Regions from separate parts of the Mus musculus genome. Here region 1 is linked to region 2. A link is a loop called in an ENCODE intact Hi-C map of the cell type or tissue named here. Cell type or tissue: left cerebral cortex. All regions are shown on one strand. Each heading gives the region's core, and the rest is flanking DNA. Links, peaks and the distances in the headings are about the cores only.

Region 1 (11,445 bases), core at 1,450-9,449, 66 kb before region 2:
CAAGCTGGGCGTGGTGGCGCACGCCTTTAAATTCCAGCACTCGGGAGGCAGAGGCAGGCCAGCCTGGTAGACAAAGTGAGTTCCAGGACAGCCAGGGCTACACAGAGAAACCCTGTCTCAAAAAACAAAACAAAACAAAACAAAACAAAACAAAACAAAACAAAACAAAAAACAAACAAACAAAAAGGAACTCCTCCAGCATCTTCCTGGGATCCATCAAAGGTCACAGGGGCAGATGTAGTTTTTGTTTCAATTCTGGAGCAATGACTTCAGCAGGAAGGATGGGTGTGACCCAAGGAAAGGAATGAGTTCTCTCTCTGGGCTGTCCAAAGTGGCTTTTGCCAAAGGATTCTCTGTCACCTTCTAGTATGATTCCTGGAGGTTTGGGGCCATTGCAGTTTGCCCTAATATCTCTGTGGGAAGACTGGCTGGCTCTGAGATGAGGGACTTGACTCTAGAGTGGAGACATTCTGGAGAACGGGTCCTCTCTGTCCTTTAGCTCCTCCAAGCCAGTGGGCTGTGCTTCCCACGGTGGAAGAGGATCCTATAAAGCCTTATTACAGCAAAATGAGGTGGGTGGCAGTATTGTAGGGACCCTTAGTATGGCATCATTGTGCATCTCAGTGCCATTCACCTTCTTTAGCTGTACTGCTGCATTGCCTGTCTTGCTTGTGTTTCCTTTTCGCAGGACCTCACAGGAGATGGAGATGAAGATAGGGATGGTGAGGTGGGGGGCAGCAGTGGCTCTGGCACTCCAGTGATGCCCCAACTCTTCTGTGAGACCAGGATACCCTCTAAAACCCCAGCAGTAAGTCCCCTCTTGCTGAGCCCAGGCTCCTCCCACCGCTCACAGACCAGCATAGAAAATGAGGCTAAGGTAATTCAGCAGGTCTTTCTTCCACACCCGTGTTTAAATCTATAATTAAACCTTTAAAAACTTGTTTTACTCTTATTCACACATCTCTGCGTATAGACCACAGGAGTGCCTATGCTCTTTGGGGCCAGAAAGGGCGTGGCGCTGCTGGAGACGGAGTTACAGGCAGGTGTAAGCAACCCCAGGAGGGTGCTTAGGATGAACTCAAGTCCACTGGAGGAGCAGTAAGGAAAGGCTTTCAACTGCTGAGCCATCACTCCAACCCCTAAATCTTTTGGTTAATTAGCTCCAGCTTGTTTCATTAAAAGCAGCAATCAAATACAGCCAGGGGATGAGGTGTGCCTCCCTGTTTTGAGTGTTAGGTGAGCCCCTAAGCCTGTGGTTTCACTCTTGGCTTGACCCTGTAGGAACTATGTTGAGGAGGCAAGAATTCCCACGGCCCAGTTTCTGGCTCACCTTGGAGCTGATCTGAAAGCCACTGATGGACATCACCCTTGTCTCTTGTGTCTTCTCCCGCTGTCTTGAGGCAACCCCAGCAGATCAAGCACTTTCTTGGGTTCCCAGATTGCACAGGATCCACTTAACCAGGGACCCTGCCCTCCCTGAGCTCAGCTTCATAGCCTCTAGAGGGCATAACCTGTCATGCCTAGGAACCTTATTCTGTTTCTGCTTTGGGGTCAATGACTGCCAGCTCTTTGTTCTTACAAAACAAAAGGGTCCTGGTTTGTCTCTTCACTCTTGCTGGCGTGGGACCTAACTGAGGGAGGCTGTTCATACGCACCCCCATCTATTTTGCTTTGCTGGGACTCAAACCTTTTCTTCTGTCTGCAGCCCCTCAGTTGGCAAGCAAACACTTCAGCAAGCACGCCCTGGCTGTCCCCTGCCAGCCCTTACCCCATCATTGACCTCACAGATGAAGATGTGATACCCCAGAGCATCAGTACCCCATCGGTTGACTGGAGCCAGGACAGCCATCAGGAGGGCATGGATACCACACAGGTGGATGCAGAGAGCAGAGATGGAGGCAACATTGAGTATCAGGTACCACTGAGATGGGATTTCTGTCTTAAGCTCCTGAATGTAGAGAACAGATAACAGCTGTATAGTGATCAGCCTCTATGATTGATGTCATTTTTTTCATACATTACAATTCTAAGTATTTTCCAAATTCAACATTGTCCTTCTTTTCCCTGCACTGCTCCTGGACACCGATATGAACAGTGTTCTCTCCCTCTCCCTCCCCCACCCACCTCCCACCCCTCTTGGTGTGCACATGTGTGGTGTGTGCATGTGCCACTGGAAGCCAGAGGTTGACATCAGATGTATTCCTCATTCATTTCCCACCTGTTATTATTGTGTATGTTGTGTGCATGTGAGGATGCAGGTGTACACATGTCATAGTGTGTACAGAAGGCAGAGGACAGTCTCAAGTGTCAGTCCTTGGCTCCCACTGTGCTTTGAGACAGGCTCTCCTGTTTTCCACTTTGTGAGACAGACATTAGCACTCAGGCGTCGAAGAATTCTCCTGTGTCTGCCTTCCACTTGTCTTTGGCATGCTAGGTTACACACATGTATTATTGCATGTAGCTTTAAATGGGCTCTGGACCCTGGTACTTGTCTTTGGATGATAAACACTTTATCCACTTAGCCCTCTACCTTATTTTATTTTTATTTCATGAAGAATTTGATTTAATTTTATGTATGTGGATGTTTTGCTTGCATGTGTATGTGTACACCATGTATGTGCCATATGCCCTCAGAAACCAAAAGAGGGTGCTAGATCCCCTAGAGCTGGAGTTGCAGGCAGTTATGTGGGTACTGGGAATCGAACCTGGGTCTTCTGGAAGAACAGCCCGTGCTCTGAACTAATAAACAATCTCTCCAGAACCCTTCACCTTATTTTTGAGACAACATCTCTCACTGGCTCAGAGCTCACCCACTGGGCTCCATTGGTTGGCCAGGAGGCTCCAGGGATCCTTCAGTCTGAGCCTTCCCAGTGTTGGGATTGCAGGCACATGCAACACAAACAGCTTTAGGAGTGGGTGCTTGGAATCTGTGTGGCCATTGCCTCAGCCCCATTCATGATCACCATGCTCTGAATATTGCCTCCCTCCCTTCCTCCCTCCTTCCCTCCTCCCTCCCTCCTTTCTTTCTCTTTCTTTCTTTCTTTCTTTCTTTCTTTCTTTCTTTCTTTCTTTCTTTCTTTCTTTCTTTCTTTCTTTCCTTCCTTCCTCCCTCCCTCCCTCCCTCCCTCCCTCCCTCCCTCCCTCCCTCCCTCCCTCCCTCCTTCCTTCCTTCCTTCCTTCCTTCCTTCCTTCCTTCCTTCCTTCCTTTCATGCTAGATAGAACTCACTCTGTAAAACAGGCTGGCCTTGAACTCACAGAGATCCTCCTGCCTCTGCCTCTCAAGTGCTGGGATTAAAGGTGTGTGCCACCTCACCCTTCCAATGTTGTTTTCTTATTCATACATATTCTGTTCATATGCAGACATGTATCCTGCCTTTTGCCATTTAAGCACTAGGGTGGGCTCACTTTCAAGCATCCATTGCACAACCAGGGATCAGCAGCATCAGTGAATTACCCGATTGACCTTGCATGTGTGCATTGTGGCATGGTGCCTTCCTACTCACGGGTAGCTCCCGTGGAAGTCTTTTCTCTGTGTGCCACTTCAGACTCCCTAGAACTGTAGCTTTGTGCTTTAGTTTTGTTTTAAGACAGGGTCTCACTATATAACCCTTCCTTCCTGATCTCGAATTCACTATGTAAACTAGCCTACCCTTGAATTCACCGAGGTCCATCAGTCTCTGCCTCCTGAGTGCTGGGATTCAAAGATTGCCCAACATGTCCAGTTTGTTGTTTGCAATTAATGAAGCACTGTGGGAGTTAATTAGCAAAAGATTTAGTGCAGATCTAAGCAGACACTTGTGGAATGGAGACTTAAGACAAGGACCTTTCCCACTCAAGAATGGGCACAGACTTCTTGAAAGCCCCTCTAGTTGTGCTTTAACAATTTTAATATAATGTTATTAATTATTTGAGAATTTCATGTATATGCAATCTCTCTCTCTCTCTCTCTCTCTCTCTTGTTTTTTTTTTTTTTTTTTTTTTTTTTTTTTTTTTTTTTTGTTTTGAGACAGGGTTTCTCTGTGTAGCCCTGGCTGTCCTGGAATTCACTTTGTAGACCAGGCTGACCTTGAACTCAGAAATTAGCCTGCCTCTGCCTCCCAAGTGCTGGGATTAAAGGCATGCACCACCACGCCCGGCTATATGCAAGGTCTCTTAATCATATTCACCCTCTACTCCTCCCTTTATTCCAGATCGTTCCACCCTCACCTGCTATCAATTTTGTTTTTTAAAAAATAATTTACTTAATCCAACTTGTGCTGCCCATATACTCCTGGGTGTGGGGCCATCCACAGAGTGGTGGCTGACCTACCAGTGACCTTTCTTTCTTTTTCTTTTTTTCTTTCTTTCTTTCTTTTTTTTTTTAAAGATTTATCTATTTTATGTATGTGAATACACTGTAGCTATCTTCAGACACACCTGAAGAGGGCGTCAGATCCTGTTACAGATAGTTGTGAGCCACTATGTGGTTGCTGGGAATTGAATTCAGGACCTCTGTGTGACCTTTCTTTAAAAATATTTATTTATTTATTTTACCTATGTGAGTACACCATCACTGTCTTCAGATACACCAGAAAAGGGTATTGGATCCTGTCTTAGTCAGGATTTTACTGCTGTGAACAGACACCATGACCAAGGCAACTCTTATAAGGACAACATTTAATTGGGGCTGGCTTACAGGTTCAGAGATTCACTCCATTATCATCAAGGTGGGAGCATGGCAGTATCCAGGCAGTCATGGCGCAGGCAGAGCTGAGAGTTCTACATCTTCATCCAAAGGCTGCTAGTGGAAGACTGACTTCCAGGCACCTAGGGTGAGAGTATTAAGCCCACCCACACCCACAGTGACACACCTACTCCAACCAGGTCACACCTATTCTCCTGGGCTGGTTCCACTCCCTGTTAGCAGCTTTCCTCAGCATGTATTCCATGGCTCTGGCATCTTTAACTCTAGAGCCAGAGCCACATGGCTGAAGCTGCTGAGTTCTGCTGCTTGCAGGAACTAGAACATGACTCCCTTGTCCAACAAGGCCACACCTCCTCCCTCCCTCCTCCCTCCCTTCTTCCTCCCTCCCTCCCCCCTCCTTTCTTTCTTTCTTCCTTCCTTCCTTCCTTCCTTCCTTCCTTCCTTCCTTTCTTTCTTTCTTTCTTTCTTTCTTTCTTTCTTTCTTTCTTTCTTTCTTTCTCTCTCTCCCTCCCTCCCTCCCTCCCTCCCTCCCTCCCTCTTTCTTTCTTTCTTTCTTTCTTTCTTTCTTTCTTTCTTTCTTTCTTTCTTTCTTCCTTCCTGAGTTACCTCCCCTGAATAGAATCTTGGTGGCCTGTAGGCTGTAGGATCAGAGACAAGTCTACTCTTGAAAAGGCTACAGGTCAGACAGTTCTGAATTTAGAGTCTCACTGGTTTAAATCCATCTTTTTGTTAATTGCTTCTTTGGAGTCGGAGTCACCATTATGGACCCTGATAGCTTAGGAACAACCAGGCATACACCTGTGTGTTTAGAAAGAAGCCTGGGAGGGACAAGAGACATATGCCCTGTCTCCTAGAGTCATTTAGTCTTGCTTGTGGGTGGGGTGGTGCAGGAGGCCATTGTTGGCTGTGTCTGGAGTGAGGTAAACTATCAGTGAGCCACTCCGTCAGACCCTATTTTGATTCTTATGCCTATTGATAAAATGGTCTGAGATGTGCAAAGATTTTGAACTGAAGGATGCAGATAGAATGGTCTCTAAGGGATGCTAGTCACTGTTGGACCAACTCATAACTTAAGAGACAGGGACACAGGCAATGGGGCAGGGTGGAAGCACACAGGGAAGCAAATTATTAGGAACATTGCTGGGGGCTGGAGGGATTGCTCAGCCTTCAGTTAAGAGCACTTGATGCTCTTCTGCAGGTTTAGTGTCCAGAACCCACACTGGACAGCTCACAACCTCCTGCAACTCTAGTTCCAGGCTATCTGATACCCTCTTCTGACCTTTGAAATCACACACTCACACAGACAAACACACACACACACACACACACACACACACACACACACTTATAAATCATCGAAAAACAAAACAGTGCTAGGGGTCAGCCTAAAATCGAGGCTCTGATTTTCTTGCCTTGAGGCCATTTCCATACATTCAGTTTTTCTAAGAGCAAGAAAAATAGGTTACCAGATCTGTCCGAGGAGAACCCTCCTGCAGTTGTGCTATGTGACCAGCAGAGGGGGGAAAAGAAACAGTGTCTGTTTCTGGGCCTATGGGGGCCACTGAAACATCACACATGCGGAATGACTTGTGGGTCATGGGAGAGGAAATATCCTTGCTTTGATCCAGTGAGACATAACATGTCCGTTTCTAGACAGGATCAGATGGCAATAAGACAGAGTAGGAGGAGGGAGGACTATAGGAGGAGATTCCAATGTGCTATCTGTGGTCCTGGCCAAAGACCAAGACCTGTCTGGAGCCTCCCCAGTACTCAATGCTCATGTTGGCCAGAGCACTTCCTTGTCTCCCTGGCAGCCACATGATAGAGTTAAGGCTCTGAGCATAAGATAGAGAGGGCTGTGTGAAAGCAAGCATTGAAGCCTGGAATGTCCCATCTAGCCTACGATTGTGAGAAGCAGCCCGAAGCACCTTCTTTATTGTCCCCTTCACGAGGAATCTCACCCCAGAACTCATTTCTTCCTTCTCAGGGGACTTTGAGCAGGCAACCTGGCAGTCACGATCAGGACTCATGATACTGATGTTCATACAGATATGCACACGTATACCATGTGAACACACATAGAATCTTATTGAACCCATTCTGAGTTCCATTCTTTCTCACATTTGAAGTGCAATGTATACTTATTTTGGGCTCCAGGATATGTGTTATGCAGGTCACCCCCTGAATGCCCCCTCCCCCTGCTTTTGGTATTAGCATCTGCAAGCCAGCCCAGGAATAGACTCTGGGTGAATATGTATGCCAGTATGTACGCTTAGCCACTCAGGTGTGGGTAGATATTGGTGATATCTTTCTCATCTAGGTCTCGGCTGACAAACTGTTGCTCAGCCAGTCCTGTATCCTGGCCGCCTTCTATAAACTGGTTCCTTACAGGGAGTCTATATACCGTACTCTGGAGGTTACACAGGTGTAGGAATGACCTTAAGGGCTGGGAAGAATGGAGAGCTGCTAAATGTTAGCTTATGCCATTGTGTGGCCAAGATGGCTTGCTGAGTTAAGGATACCATGGAGGTGGTGAATGCCTCTGTGAGGGCCTGCTTGGGAAAGGAATTTGAGATGTGCCAAGGTCACTAGTGAGTTTCTGGTACTACCAGCTAGACTGGGAATGATGACTGCTGTCTTGTGAGGTGACCCAGTGAGCGGTGCTTTCAGTTTCAAACGAGTGCATATTATTCAGTGTGCAGCAAGCAAGGGTACAGACAGCAAGCAGCAGAGAGTCACAGCAGGTAGACAGATAAACATCAACGTATCAGATCCTCACAATACCCAGCAGAAGCGACTGGAGAAGCTCAAGTCGGTGAGCAAGCAGAAGAAATGTCATAAATCACCAAAAACAAATGACTTGGGAAGGCCCTTCCTCCTCCTCCTCCTCTTCCTCTTCTTCTTCCTCCTCCTCCTTTTCCTTCTTCTTCTTGATATATTTATTTATTTTATGTATGTGAGTACACTGTTGCTTTCTTCAGATACACCAGAAGAGGGCATCTGATCCAATTATGGATGGTTGTGAGTCACCATGTGGTTGCTGGGAATTGAACTCAGGACTTCTGGAAGAGCAGTCTGTGCTTTTAACCACTGAGCCATCTCTCCAGCCTGAAGCTGGACTTCTTGATGAAAAGTTTTATGCAAAATCTCATCTGTATGGATGGGCTTCTGTCCTTCCATCCCGACTGCAGTCATCTCTACCTTATGGGATAAACAAGGGTACCCTCTGTTGAAAATGGTTTTACTTCTGGCTGTTCTCAAGGGTGCTATGTGTTTAATACCCTCAGCTGTTTGCTCCCTGGCACAGTGTTAAGAGAGCAGTCTGCCCAGGACAGGGAGGCTTGGAAGACTCTTGAGAGAAGTGTACTCGAGTCTGAGACAATGGGAGGCCTTTCATTTCCAAAGCCAGCTTTCAGTGAGACTAAGCAGCATGTGACAAGGGACCAGTGCCACATGCGTCCCTGGGGCAGCAGCAATACTGCAGAGTACGCTATCCAGAGGTGGTGAGCTCTCTTTCTTTAAGCAGGATCCTTCAAGGCCTAGAGGAGGAGCTGAGGTCAGTGGTCTCCTCCCTTTGTCTGTGAATAGTTTATCTCCTCTGAGCCATTAGGCTCCCCACCAATCCCCTCCAACCCCTATCAGCCTGTTTGTTCCACTTGGCCAAGTGCCTAATTAGACATGCAAATTGTAATGGCCCTTAAAATGAAGAATGCTTGCCTCCATTCACATCTTCTTAGAGAAGGGCAGTGAGAAGTCTGTTGTCTGAGAAGAGCTACAGGAGGGTAAGGTAAAACTGCTGGAGGCTCCTATTTTTAACTAACAAGGCTGAGTTGAAACCTTCCTTTGGGGGAGAGCTGACCACTGTGATTCTACAGGGAAGAGGTCATATCTCTGGTGCCTGCCCCTGTGGTCCATTGTTTCCTTAACCAGTCCCCCTAAAAGCAGACTCCTGTCACATAACACAGCCCAGGACAGCTGTCTAGCTCTGAAAGACACCACTGTTTAGGGAATGCAGGCCCCAGCAGGGGGAATCCCTGGGTTTGCCCTGGCACATACCTCAATCGCCTGCTCCCATTCATTCACGGACAGAGTTTGCCTTTATTTGTGTCTTGGCAGAAAGCCAGGGTGAGAGCTGGCAAGGCCTGCCCCAGCAGTCCTGGAGAGTCACTGGAGGACCAGCTGAAGCCCATGCTGGAGTGGGCCCACGGTGGCTTCAAGCCCACTGGGATCGAGGGCCTCAAACCCAACAAGAAGCAACCAGGTGGGAAGGAACCCGGGGGACATGGTATTCCCGTACCACCTCTGACTGTTCTGCTTTCTTTGCTCTACCTTCCCATTTCTTGACATCTATAGTGCTCATTGGAGAAGAATCAAATCTCCTTGGTTGATCTGAATCATTCACAAACCCCCCCCCCCCCCATGTATGACCCTCAGGCAAACCTTGGGTGCACATCCAGTCTCCTACAATCTTTGGACACCTATTTTTCTTCTTATCTCTTTTTGTTTGTTTTTGTTTTTGTTTTTCTTCGAGACAGGTTTCTCTGTGTAACCCTATCGTAGAACTCACTCTGTAGACCAGGCTGGCCTTGAACTCAGAAATCCACCTGCCTCTGCCTCCCAAGTGCTGGGATTAAAGGAGTGTGCCACCATTGCCCAGCCCTTCTTATCTCTTAATATTAATGTGTATATATAAGCACTGGAAGATGTCACTTTATCATCAAACATACCTTGTGCTTTTGTTTTTTGAGAGAACAGTCTCACTATGTATGCCTGTTTGGCCATGTGCTGGATTTCTTAGCATATGTCACCGCATCAGGCTTCCTCATGGCTTTTGATGGGTATCTAATTTTCTTTCCCAGTGTGTGAGTCAGATTCAACCATGTCCACTATGATTCAACCGATCCAATAAAAATATAAATAAACATTATTGCATGAGAGCCACAGAATGTGTTTGAATTAGTTTCTAGTAGTTTCATTGTAGAGAATCAGGTGAAATTAATGTTAATCATAAATTTTGACCTAATATTTTTAAAACTTAGCATTTTCACTTTTAGCCTACATATATTTAGTTAGTTCACTTCTCTGTTAGTACTATTCAAAAAATTATGCCATTAGGTAAAAGCTAAACAGAAATTGATTAAGGAATACTTATTAATTAACTTCATAAATTGGCTAAATAGATTCCAGGGTTCAAGCCAGTCCAAATTAACCAAGTCAGTAGCATCACTTGACAATTTAAACCTGACTTTCTGTGTGAGTGAGATCCTGTTCCTGCTGGCATTTCAAATACTTAGTAGTTCCATGCTCCTGTTGGCCATTGGCAGACATCACTGTATGTCACAGTAATGAGCTGGTTCTCAGGACTGATTTCCTTACAGATTCAGATGTGTAAACCTATAAACATGAGAGGATGGCCTGCTTCCTGGGTGAGAGGAGCTTTGAATTGGCTTCTGCTCTGGGCTCCCATCTGGGATTCTCTATGCCCATCATGGTCCCCTGCTGTAGATGCAGCTGGATCCCAGGCAACACATGGCCTTGTCCTGCTTTGTCTCTTAGACCCTTCAGACAAATCCCGTCTGCTTCCCTTTCAGAGAACAAAAGTCGAAGACGCACAACCAATGACCCTGCTGCTTCTGAGTCCTCCCCACCCAAGCGCCTCAAGACAAATAGCTATGGCGGGAAGGACCGAGGGGAGGATGAGGAGAGCCGAGGTGATGTGGGGGAGATGCTGGAAGGTCTGGGGATGCATGGTGCAGAACTGGGAGCAGCAGGCCCTCAGGACCACTGCACTGTGGGGTACAGGGGAGCAAGGCTGAGGGCCAGGAGAGACTTCCCCACCTCATCTCACACCTGTCCCCCTTTCCTCAACAGAACAGATGGCTTCTGATGTCACCAACAACAAGGGCAATCTGGAAGGTACTGTTGTCTCCCATCCCTCCTTTTGGGGCTGCCCCGGGCCTGCCTTACCCTGGCTTTGTCCTTCTGCATGGGTTTAATCCAGAGGCCTGGGCATTGATCTCGGTCAGGACCATTTCTGCTCCTTCATATTTGTTGCTATATGTCTATTTATTTATTTATTGAATAAAGTGGTATGTATGGTTTGCTTCCATTTTTAACTGAGTCTGATGAGGTTGCTTACCTGGGTGACTGGAGTTCGGGAAGAATGGAAGCTGTGGTACTTTAGTCAGTACCTGGGAACTCAGATCAATGGTACCTTGAACTTTTTCCATGTAATAAGCACATCTAGCTTTTAGGTTAAATGGAGCCATTGGGTCCTCCTCGAGCTAATTCTGATCTCCTTTCCCCTACTGGGTACTGCACTAGAATTCAGAAATCTGACATGAACAGACCTAGTGGAGTTTGAATATACGGTGGGCTCTTCATTTACATTCTTGGCCCAACGTGTCTTAATCTTCAAATATTTATCAAATAGTTACTCCTTATTGGGTCAGAAAACAAACCTGGACCCAGGGTACTATGGGCACCCTGTGCAAGCTGCAGTTTAGAGCAGTACTGACAATTTAGAGACTTTCAACCCACAGTCATCTATGTACCCCAAGAGTGATCCACCATTTGTTCCTTGTAGTGGGGCAGTATTGGTCATGTAATGGTTTTGTCCTCTTGAATGGTGGTCAGTTTAGAGCCAAGGCTCTAAACTAGTTTTTTATTGAGATTACTGGGATTGTAATCACATGCTATGTTTACCAGTTGTGGTTGCAGGCAGCCTTGGTATCTATCACCAAGCCAATCAGACTCACTA
Region 2 (11,445 bases), core at 1,432-9,431:
GCTAACCGATAGCTTGTGATCATTGTTATTTTTCTGTTCTGTTACTTTCTGTGAGTGATGATGTCATACCTTTGAACTCTTCATAGGTCATAAAATTTCAAAACTGAACAAGATGATATTCATGTATCTTCATTATGTTCACTGCCTCTACATAGTGTTTGAGTTGTGTTCTAACAAGGTAGGAAGGATTTTCTCAAAGACCAGGAGGGTTCTGTGCTTTTACTGAACTGACTGACCCTTGACCTAGATGGCTTTAGTGCTACCTAGTTGTAACTTGTGAAGGCCAATGCTTTTCTCTCCTCTTTGATTTAATGTTCTTGTAGCTTAGGGGCTTTCTGGTCACATTGTTGCCAGGTAGCTTCATTAACTTGATTGCCTAGGTGAGTGGGTCTAACCTTAGAGACATTTCTAACCTCCTGAATCCAGAGCCTTAAATCTTCTTGTTGTTTTGAGGCAGAGTCTCATCTATTCCAGACTGGCCTTGAACCCACTATGTATATTCTAGGGTGATTTTGAATGAATGCTGGGATTATAGGCATGTTATACCATGCCCAACATCAAACCCAGGCCTTCATATCTGCTGAGCAAATATCAGCCAAGCCACATATTTAGTTAGCCCCATGAGTGTTGTTTTATTTTGAAAAATTGTAACTGCTTTTGAGGATGGTAAGCTATGTGGTTTATTTATTTTATTTTTATACAGACAGGTATAGATGCCAAGTATGTGTCACCTCACACCTCAGTAATTTATTTCATTTTTGAGAGGGTTTCACTATGTGGCTCTGGCTGACCTGGAACTTGTCATGCAGATTAGGCTGGCCTGGAGCTCACAAGTGCTGGGATCACAGGTGTGCACCATCATTCCTGGCTTGCATGTTAAAACAGCATTGGTGTTGCTGAATGTGAATGAAGAAGTATCTGTGAGGATCTGGGTCTGCTGTGGCTCCTGCCGGCCTGAGGGCCCTTTTGGTGATCAGCATGCCCTTGGATGAGATCATATTTTCAAAGGTATTCTCTAGGTTGTAATGTCTGAATCCTTTTCAAGTTGGCTTTGAACTTTTCCTGAATCACTATGCTGAGACTTATCTAGATTTTTCCTTCTATATGCTTTCCCACATAAAAAAAAAAAACTTGTTATTGATTATATTTTGACTCTTTTGAACTTTTTCCTAAAATGAATAGAATACACTGTAACTAAGTCCATTTCTCCTCCCACCCCATTTTTCTTCCAGATAAGGAGGAAATTATATCCTAGCATATTTTAGTTATGTTAAATACTGATAGTTTAGTCAGTGAAAATAGGATATAATTTTTAAAAACCCTACCATTAAGTTAGTGTGTGTCATGGGAAAATTAGAAACAGTCATAAAAATCAACTTTCTGTAGGAATAAAACCAAAAAAAAAAAGAAACATTAATTTTGTGGGTTTTTTTTTTACTGTAAAAAAATCTCTAGTTTCAGGCTGATGAGATGTCTCAGCAGGTAAAGGTGTGTGTTGTATAACTCTGACAACCTGACCTCAATCCCCAGAACCCATGGTGGAGGGAAGAGCCAGCTCCTGAAAGTTCCCCTCTAATCTCCATGTGAGCCCACCTGAGTGCTCCTGTACATACACAGGCCACACAGTCCTTATTTAGTGTGTATGCGTCTTTTGCCTACATATATGTCTGCACCATGTGCATGGAGTACCCAAGGAGGTAGAGTAAAATAGGCCATTAAGTGGATTTCCTGTGATTGAAATTGAGAGACTTTTATGAGCTATTATGTAGGTGCATCAAACCTGGGTCCTCTGGAATAACAATCAGTGCTCTTAACCTCTGATTCAGTTCTCCACTTTCTGCCCCACCCCCTGCAAGTTAAATAAAAATAAAAATAAAAATTTCTAGCTTCATACCTAAGGAAAAAAATCTATCTGAAAGGATTTTTGTGCCCCACCCCCTTGTTTCAATGGCTTTCTTCCCTTGACCTTTCCTATCCAGCGGTGTGTTGGGTGCGTTGATTTAGATACGTTTATGTTCTCTGTTTAGGCCCAAGAAGGAAGCTTTGGTGGTGGTGTCTTGACACTTGGGTCATGTTCAGTTCCTTACAGTCTGGTGCAAAGATCTAGAATCCATGGCCCTAGCAGAAGTCTCCCTCAAAAGACCTGTTAGCAGCTGACTGGCCCTGGTGAAGGGTGATGCGACTACCACGTCCAGGTCATCCCTCATCTCGGATGCTCTTACTGACTTTCTCTGCTCAAATAATGGGCTGGTGCAGAACTTGGGGTGTGTTTGTGTCAAAGAGCTCTTGTGATATTTGCTCTCTGAACTGGGAGAACCAGTTGGCCTCTTTGGTTTGGTGAAGCTGCATTCCCATAGGGCTCCCTGGTTCCCTTGAGAGGGAGGCTCAGTCAGTGCTTGTCCGGTGGGTTACTTTGTATTCACATTTGTCCTGACTCTCTGCTGTTACTGCCCTCTGTGAGCTCAATTTCTTTAATAAAAGGTCTCAAACTGGGTGAAAGAAAAATGGCTGTGTTTGGTTTATGGGTTAGATTCTGACATTACCTTTGTGGTTATTTTGTGTGGAATTTCCTCAGTTCCCAAATTTGACTGGTTGACTCTGCGGTCAGAAACCCTCTGCCTCTGACTCAGGGATCTCAGCCAAGAGTTACAAATGTAGTGAGTTGTTAAAAACTGGTAGCAGTTGGGTCGAGCTTAGCTGTGGAGATCAAATTGGGTCAGGGTGAATGCCCTCTGGAAAGTGGACACCTTGGCCTTCAGTCAGTGGCCTGACTCTGGGACTGAGTGGGAACCAGAAGTATCTCTTCATTTCTGGGACATATTCCTTAGCCTTGAGCCATCTGCCCTGACAGCTGAGTGCCGACCAATTACAATGTAACAAGTCAGTTGTTCCCTTCCTGTGTACCATCTCCCCATTTCCCACTTCTGCGTCTGTACCTCCCTTGCTCTCTCCCTCCTCTGTTCTGAGCAGAACTCTTGGGTCTGGTCTGTTAAAGCAATGGGTATGACTTGAGATCTTGCTCTCTGATTCTCAATATAAATTGAATTGCCTGTTTCCTCCTCCCCTCCGGACTTAAAGTTCCTCTCCCCTCCATCTTCTTTTTCCCTTTGTTCCTCTTTCCTCTTTGGTTCTGGGTTGAAATGCAAAGGTTCCTGAACGATGGGCTAGTGCTCGCCACTGAGCTGTGCCTCAAAGCCTTCCTGCGTTTCTTTTGAGTTGTCTCTCTTGCTATTGAACAATGTCTGTAATTGCCCTTGGTGCTTTGCCTGGGTTCATGATCACAGGCTCATGTTCTCTGTTCTAGTTAAATACATCTCTCTCTTTTTTTTCCTAACAAAATATAACAAAACAAAAACCATCATATGGAAGTTGGACAAGACAAACGAAAGGAAAAATAAGAGCCCCAAGAGCAGGCACAAGAGTCAGAGATCCATTTGTTCACACATTCAGGAGTCCTGTTAACACTGCACTGAAAGCTATAGTGTCTATGCAGGGGACTTGGTGCAGACCCGTGAAGGCCTGTGCTTGCTGCTTCAGTTCACAGGAGCTCTGCTCCACTCCTTCTGCCGCCTCTTCTATGGGGCTCCCTGAGCTCTGAGGGGAGAGATTTGATGGAGACATCTCATTTAAAGCTGTGTGTTCCAAGGTCTCTCCCTGTGTATCGTGTCCATCTCTTGGTCTCTTGTTTCTGTTCCCATCTGCTGCAGGGGGAAGCCTCTGATGATGGCTGAGTAAGGTAGCAGTCTATGAGTGTAGCAGAGTATTGTTAGGAGTCATTTCATCCTGCCCCTCAAATGCCCTTCAGTTATAGTTGCTTCCCCTCCTACCCCCTCCCCCCGCTCCCACCCTATTCCCTCCCTGAATCCCATCTCCCCTCCCCTTTCCCACCTGACCCTCCCAGTCTCATTCTCCTGCCCTGCATGCGTTCTACCCATAAAATATTTTCTTCTCCCAGGGAGATCCATTTGTCATCTCCCCTACCCTAGTCCCCTTCTCTATGCCTATCTTCTCTGGGTCTATGGTTTATAGCTTGGCTATAATTTATTTCTCAACTAATATCCATATCTAACTACATATATACCATATTTATCTTTCTGAGTCTGGGTTACCTTACTCAGGATTTTTTTCTAGTTCCATTCATTTGCCTGTATATTTGATGATATCATTTTTATTAAACAACCAAGTAATGTCCCATTGTGCAAATGTACCACAGTTTACCCTTCCATTGAGGGACACATAGGTCGTTTCTAATTTCTGACTATTATGCATGGAGCAGCAATGAACATGGCTGGTTAAGGTCTCTGTGGCAGGATAAAGCTTCCTTTGGGTGTTTCCCAAGAATGGTATAGCTGGATCTTGAGGTATATTAATTCCCATTTTTGTGAGGAGCTGCCATACTGATTTCCACAGTGGCTGTAAAAGTGTACACTCTCACCAGCCATGGAGGAGTGTTCCCCGTGCTCCACATTCTCACCAGCATTAACTGTCATTTAATATATATCTCTTATATAACTTAGTTTTGAAGGGTTGGGGAATGACATAGCTGTTAAATATTGCATACCTTGGACCTAAGTTTGACCCTTAGAATCCACATTCTTCTTAAAAAAAAAAAAAAAAAAAAAAAAGGCAAGCATGATGACTGCCATACACTTAAAATCCCAGTGTTGGGGAAGTGGAAACAGGTTCTTGGGCTTGCCGCCCAGTCAGCCTACTTGGTGGTGTCCAGGTCAGTGAGAAAACCTGTTTCAACAACAGAAGAGGATGGGATCTGAGGAATGACACCCAAAGTTGTCCTCTGGCCTCCATAGGCATGCATGCGCACCATGGAACCTCGCAGCCAGTACATAGCCATGCACTAAGCACACACCCACACCATCAGCATGCACCCACACACTAACTGGAAGGATAGTATGACGGCATCCCTTCACCCAGACTGAGACTATTGCCCTGGTGTGCTTTGTGTTTACTGAGCCATTTGAGAACAAATCATAGACCTCAGGTCTCTTTATCTTTGAAAGTACTAAGGTATGTATGTTTCTTATGCAGTACTTGATTCTTAAGACCAGAAAACAAATGCAGTCTATAGTTATGTAGAGCCCATATTCCAGTTTCACCTACTGTTGGGCCCTAGAATATTTCTACTTTTCCAGTCTGTCATCCAATGCAAAAATCATATATTGCTTCCAGTTGAAAGTTCCTTGAACCATCTTCAAGCTACACCACTTCCTCAGCTGCTTTGTTTTACATGATAGACCTTGTGTGCTCGCTCTGTGTGTGTGTGTGTGTTTCTGTGGTATGCATGCATATGTATGCTTGTTATGTGTGAGTGTGGATGTGCACACCTGTGAAGGCTGAAGATTCATGTTAAATTATCTTCTATCTCTACTTTAGGTTTTCAGACAGGGCATCTGTCTTGGCTAGGGTTTTACTGCTGTGAACAGACACCATGACCAAGGGAGCTTATAAAGAACATTTAATTGGGGCTGGCTTACAGGTTCAGAGGTTCAGACCATTACCATCAAGGTGGGAACATGGCAGCATCCAGGTAGGGATGAGGCTGGAGCAGCTGAGAGTTCCACCTCTTGTCCTGAAGGCAGCTAAAAGACTGGCTTCCAGGCAGCTAGGATGAGGGTCTTAAGGCCCATGCCCACAGTGATGCACGTACTCCAAGAAGGCCACACCTCCTAATAGTGCCACTGCCTGGGCCAAGCATAATCAAACCCTCATAGTCTCTCACTAAACCTGAGGTCTCTGTTTCAGCTAGCCTAACTGGCTAGTGAGCCCCGGGATCCTCTTGTCTCTACTGACCTCTCCCTGCCTGGCTCTGGCGTTAACTTTGCGTGTTTCAATGTCAGTCATTTACATGGGTGTTGGGTATCTGAACTCAAGTAAGTCCTCAGTCTTGGACAGCATGACTTGACCCAGTGAGCCATTTCCCTCCTGTGTTTTGCTTTTCGTAGGTTTCCTGCATAGATCAGGCTGTCCTGGAGCTGGCTGTGTTGCTCATGCTTGCTTTACAAAGCCTTCTGCTTCAGCCTTGTAAGTGCTAGAGTTACAGGTATGTGCTGCTAGCATTCAGCAGGCCATCGACGTGAGTATAGCCAGTTGTATTCTGCAGTCTGGGTTTGTGTTTTTTCCTCATGGCGTGATTTATACATGGCTTTATTATCGCATCACGACATGCCATCTACTTCTGTCATTATTGATGGATGCTATTTATTTTTGAGACATTATCTCATGTATGTGTGATGGCATCAGATGTAACCAAAGGTCATGAGGCCATGAGAGGCACTGAGCCATAACTCCAGCCATCAATAAATGAAAGAGAGAGAGAAAAAATTGAGGCTGGGTCCCTCTGTTGTAGCCCTGGCTGTCCTGGGACTCTGTAGACCAGGCTGACCTTGAACTTACAGAGATCAGCCTGCCTCCGCTTCCTGACTGCTAGAATTAAAGGCATGCAAAACCATGCCCAACAATTCAAAACAAAACAAAGTGAAAAATGTGAAGGCACTGAAGTCATTTGAAGTTTGAAGAATAAGTATACATATACATTCTGACTTCATACAAGTCACATGTGGACTTTTTTTTTTTTTTTTTAGAAGTTTTGTTTCTTGGCGGCAGTCTCCAATCTCTGTTAACCTTTGACACCTGGGAATCCAGATTGACTTCCTAACATAGGAGTATGCCCCTGTCCCCAAAAGGGGCCCAAACTTCAGAATCTCCATTTCGACAAGGTCCGCTTGTCTGGGGGGAAAACCCTACTCTACTCAGAATCTGTAGAATATTCTGTTACATTTAGGCAAAAAGGGCCTGCCCTGGGCCCAGAACTTTAGGGCAATCCTTCCTACCTTGTCTTCTCTGGCTGTGTCCTACTTAACTAATGGAAGATTCCAGAGGCTAAGGAGATGTGGCCACCCAGAGTCAACCCCCTATTCCGTTCTCTGAGCACTAAGACTCAGTACTACTGCCCAAGGCAAAGGGGCATTTTTAAATCTTAATGATTGCTATGACCTTTTTTTTTTTTTTTCAATTAAAAATTAGATTGTGGGTGTGGTGGTACACATACGTAGTTCCAACACTTGGGAGGTGTTGGGAGCCGCCCCCACATTCGCCGTTACAAGATGGCGCTGACATCCTGTGTTCTAAGTGGTAAACAAATAATCTGCGCATGTGCCAAGGGTATCTTATGACTACTTGTGCTCTGCCTTCCCCGTGACGTCAACTCGGCCGATGGGCTGCAGCCAATCAGGGAGTGACACGTCCGAGGCGAAGGAGAATGCTCCTTAAGAGGGACGGGGTTTCGTTTTCTCTCTCTCTTGCTCTTGCTTCTCTCTCTTGCTTCTTGCTCTCTTGCTTCTTGCTCTCTTGCTTCTTGCTCTCTTGCTTCCTGCACCCTGGCTCCTGAAGATGTAAGAAATAAAGCTTTGCCGCAGAAGATTCTGGTCTGTGGTGTTCTTCCTGGCCGGTCGTGAGAACGCGTCTAATAACAGGGAGGTGGAAGGGAAGAGTATCAAGTCATACATGGCCATCCTTGGCTATTTATATAGGAAGTTCAAATCACCTGGGCTCCATGAGACCTTGTATTAAAAAACAAAACCATGGCTGGAGAGTTAAGAGCACCGACTACTCTTCTAGAGATCCCGAGTTCAATTCCCAGGACCACATTGGTGCTCACAGCCGTCTATATAATGGGATCCGATGCTCTCTTCTGGTGTGTTTGAAGAGAGCGACAGTGTACTCATACAAACAATAAATAAAATTTAAAAAACAAAACTAAAGCCTAGATCTAATGGGTCCACTCCTGTTACTGGCAGCTCCTAGAAAGGCCCTGCATTTGCTTTTAGCCTTTGGTAGGCAGAACCAGGACACTCCTTATCCTTGATCACCAACTCAAGGGATCACCAGTGTGCACTGTGTGGCTCCACAGAGCAGGAAGATGAGCGAGTGGAAGTAGAAATCAAAGCCCAGCCAGCTTTGGACCTCCAAACAGGAAAAGGTTGGAAATGAGAAGCAGGCCTTGGGTGAGTCTGGCAACCGTGCTGCTTAGGCGTGAGACGAAGCCCAGCAAAGTGCCAACACTAAAGAGATCTCTGTCCAACCAAAAGGGGGTTAAAAACTAGGGCCTGGCCAAGACCTGGAAATCCACTTCAGCTCCAGGGAGAAGACAAAGGGAAAAATTCCAAAACTAGAGGTGTTAGTAGAAACCAAATCGCTGTAGTCCTAGGCGAAGGAGCAGGAGAAACCCCGCCTTCCCTCGCTCCCCTATCCCGGGTGCTACCCCTGCTAGCCGCCTGCCTCTGGCCCCGCCTACCATAGCCTCGCCCCTCCCACCTACTCTCGCCAACCAGTTGCCGCTTCGGCCACGTGGAGAGTAGTTTTCCTCCAGCCGCAATTTCAGCGCCTGTCCTACCCACGCGCACATTTGTCTTTCCCAGACGAGGTTAACGTCTCATCTCGCACAGCTGTGCCTTCTGAGCCCTTCCCCTGGAGACATTGTTCTCTGTGCCCCCCTTTGCTTCTGCTCTGTTATCCTTCCTTGATTCTCGTAGAGGAGCTTGGGAGTGCGCTCCCTGTTCCTAAAAGGACTCCAAACCGTATTTCCGTTCTTCCAAGGTCTGAACTGGCATCTGCAGCAGGCTGGAAAGGGCAGATAGTGCTTAGACCTCAGGATGTCCCCGGCCAAACTGTCACCAGCTGGAGCTATCAGCCACTTCCGCCCTACCTTACCTAGTGCCTTAAACTAGGACGGGCAAGTCCTTTGGGGGTACAGGAAGAAGGACAGATTGGGGCCTACCTATCTTCCCTTCACTCGGGATTTGGAACCTAGTGCAGTGACAGATGTTGGCGAATATTACCCACCATCCAGTTTAGGTCCGGTTTCCTGCGACAGCTGCCTAAGGCATGCTGGGGCACTCCGCCACACCCCCCCCCCCCAACTTCCGTACTGCTGGGTTATTTCCCTTCATCCTGTGGTATTCTCATAGCTAGGAGCTAGCCCTATCCCATCTCCTTCTCTTCCCCACCTTCTTCCCCACTTCCCCAGATTTGTATTCCTTTTTTTTTTTTTTTTTCATTCTCTTACAAACTACTTCCGGACACTTGTTTGTTTTTCCTTCAGAGTTCACAACCATCTGGTTCTGTCTGCATTCCCTTCCTCAAGGTACTCTGTGGGGAAGGAGGACCCCAGTTCAATGGGTTGCATTACGGGCCACCTTGGTTTAAGGGAAGGTAGGACCCTCCCCCCTTTTCACTGCCATAGAGTGAGCTGGAGGGTAGATGTTGATGAACAAGGGTGCAAGGGCCACCTTCTTCCTTTGTTCTGTTTTGAAGAGGTAGTTGGTTGTCCCAGCCTGAAAAAAAAAATCTTTCTTTTTTCTTTCCTTCTCCCCCTTCTGTGTGTTAGAGGAATGCATATTTGACAGGTGCCCCCACTTCTACACCTGCCCAGATAACTGCCATTAACCTTATGGCATATTTCCCCAGGTCTTTTTATTTTTTAAAATTTATTTGACATGTGTGAGTGTCTTTGTTTTGTTTGTTTTTTCGAGACAGGGTTTCTCTGTGTAGCCCTGGCTGTCCTGGAACTCACTTTGTAGATCAGGCTGGCCTCGAACTCAGAAATCCACCAGCCTCTGCCTCCCAAATACTGGGATTAAGGGCATGCGCCACCACCACCCAGCTATGTGTGAGTGTTTTATCGGCATGTATGTCTATGTATTGTGGGTGTAGTGCCTAAGGAGGTCAGAGGAGAACATCAGATCCTCTAGAACAGTAGTTACAGTCGGTTGTGGGTTGCCATCTTGGCTGCTAGGAATTGAGTGCAGCTCCTCTGCGGGAGTTTTTAACTGCTGAGCCATCTCTCCAGCCCTGCCAGGTCCCTTTCAAGGCCAATACAATTCATATAGTTAACAGAAATGTACTTTAGATACACTTTTGCATTAGGTTTCTGCCGTTTTCCGTGGCTCTTTTTCCAGTACCACATCCTGTCTCTTGTGTTTCCTTTTTCTATTCTTTAAATGTATCTATACCCTAAGCTTATGAGTCCTCAGATTTCTAGAGATTTGCGTTTTATTTCTAGATGAGTCGTCACAGCTTGCTTCATGCCCTCGTCCCTCCATGCTCCTCTTTCTGGAGAAGTTTCTGCCTTTTCTCTTAGTTGTCCTTACTTTCGATGTCAAGACAGCACGGGGGAAGACCTGGGCCGGTTCCCCTCCCCACTGCCCTTTCTCATGTGCCTACTGCTCTTCTTCCCATTTAGAGCCAGATGGTAAGGATCTTGTATTATGTTTTTCTTCTCACTCTTTTCTCTTCATTTCCCTCTCTCCCTGATGCCTCCTAGGAACCCTGTGGTCCAGGGTCCACACGGCTTACGTGTCAGTCCCGTGGGTATGACATTCTCTTCTCCTTCCCTGCTGTCTGTTTTGTTCTCTGAGAATGCCTCCCAACTCTCATCAGATCTGGGGACCCTGCGGGTCTGGTGCCCCAATATCTTGACTTCTCATTAGAAACATGGCTCTCTCCATGAGTTCTTATCTCATCTCACTGGAGAAGGTCCTGCCCCCAAGGGCCCTGGAGGGGGTTGGGAGGGTGTATGCAGTGGAGGGTTGTGCCTCCACTTTAGATGTGTGTCTACCTCTGGATCTGCTTCTCTCGGTAGTGAATGGCTTTTGGGACCTCCACATGGCTTGAGAAGTCCCTGGATTCTACAAATTCTGGATTTAAGCTAGTAATCTTCATGGCTTCAGTGGGCCAGTTTCTTTCCATCAATTCAGGAAGGCTCCACTGTAAACTTATGGAAAATGTCTGTGGGAAAGGGGGCACTCATGAAATACTAGGAGTAGCTGTGGACAAGGGGCAACCATCATCTCCTTTGACCATTTCCAACTTTCTGTGGCTTGGCTAGGTCAGGTCTGTGGACTTGTGTTAAAGCAACTGTGATTATCCATTTTAGGCCAAGACTAATGTCTTCTGAGAAGCCAGGAGAGAGCCCCAAACCTCAAAAGGTAAGAACATAACAGTGAGTGAGGGGAGATCACAATGGGAGCCACACAAATGTCATTTACCAGTCCACTGCCTTCCAAAATGTCACCAGCATAGGTCTGCTAGCTTCTGCACCAGGCTTGCAAACTTAGATATGTGTAGGACCAAGTGATAACTTAGACGAGCCTAACAAGCAGGTTCCTCTTCCCACCCCTCCTCTCCTCATCCCCCCACCCCCCATATTAAGGATGGACCCCAGTCCTTGAGTAAACTAGGCAAGGATAGTAGTGCTGACTGATAATCAACTCCAACCCTACTGTTTTGTTTTGTTTTTGTTTTAATGTATTGTCTCACTGTATATCTCTAGCTGGTCTAGAACTCACTATGTAGAGCAGGCTGGCCTCCAACTCACACAGATCTGCCTGCCTCTGCCTTCAGAGTGCAGGGATTAAAGGCACACAGAGC

Evidence for each region. A loop is a pair of places that touch in the nucleus more often than their neighbours do. Peaks named below come from ENCODE experiments on the same cell type or tissue, not always from the same donor. Only the 100,000 strongest peaks of a DNase experiment are listed, where the experiment ranks them.
Region 1: it touches region 2 in a loop (2.1-fold over the local background); 2 of 42 quality-filtered maps call a loop at or near these places.

What each region holds. Positions count from the first base shown.
Region 1 is chr2:153,704,679-153,716,123 of GRCm38, forward strand. It overlaps the pseudogene Dnmt3b-ps1. Among named protein-coding and RNA genes, the nearest start is that of Mapre1, 31 kb to the right of the region's middle. In left cerebral cortex, for the core only: CTCF peaks have their summits at 6,187 (motif pointing right), 6,387 and 7,669 (motif pointing right); DNase peaks (open chromatin) are centred at 6,227, 8,033 and 8,763; H3K27ac peaks cover 492 bases.
Region 2 is chr2:153,770,813-153,782,257 of GRCm38, forward strand. It overlaps Mapre1 (microtubule-associated protein, RP/EB family, member 1), which reads left to right. Exons shown (of 7, transcript NM_007896.3): 7 at 1-2,505. Efcab8 (EF-hand calcium binding domain 8) reads left to right here and starts at 8,434. Exons shown (of 29, transcript NM_001370916.1): 1 at 8,434-8,613; 2 at 9,119-9,160; 3 at 10,079-10,267; 4 at 10,952-11,003. The coding sequence starts at 10,101. In left cerebral cortex, for the core only: no CTCF peak of the experiment used is centred there; DNase peaks (open chromatin) are centred at 4,879 and 8,343; H3K4me3 peaks cover 612 bases.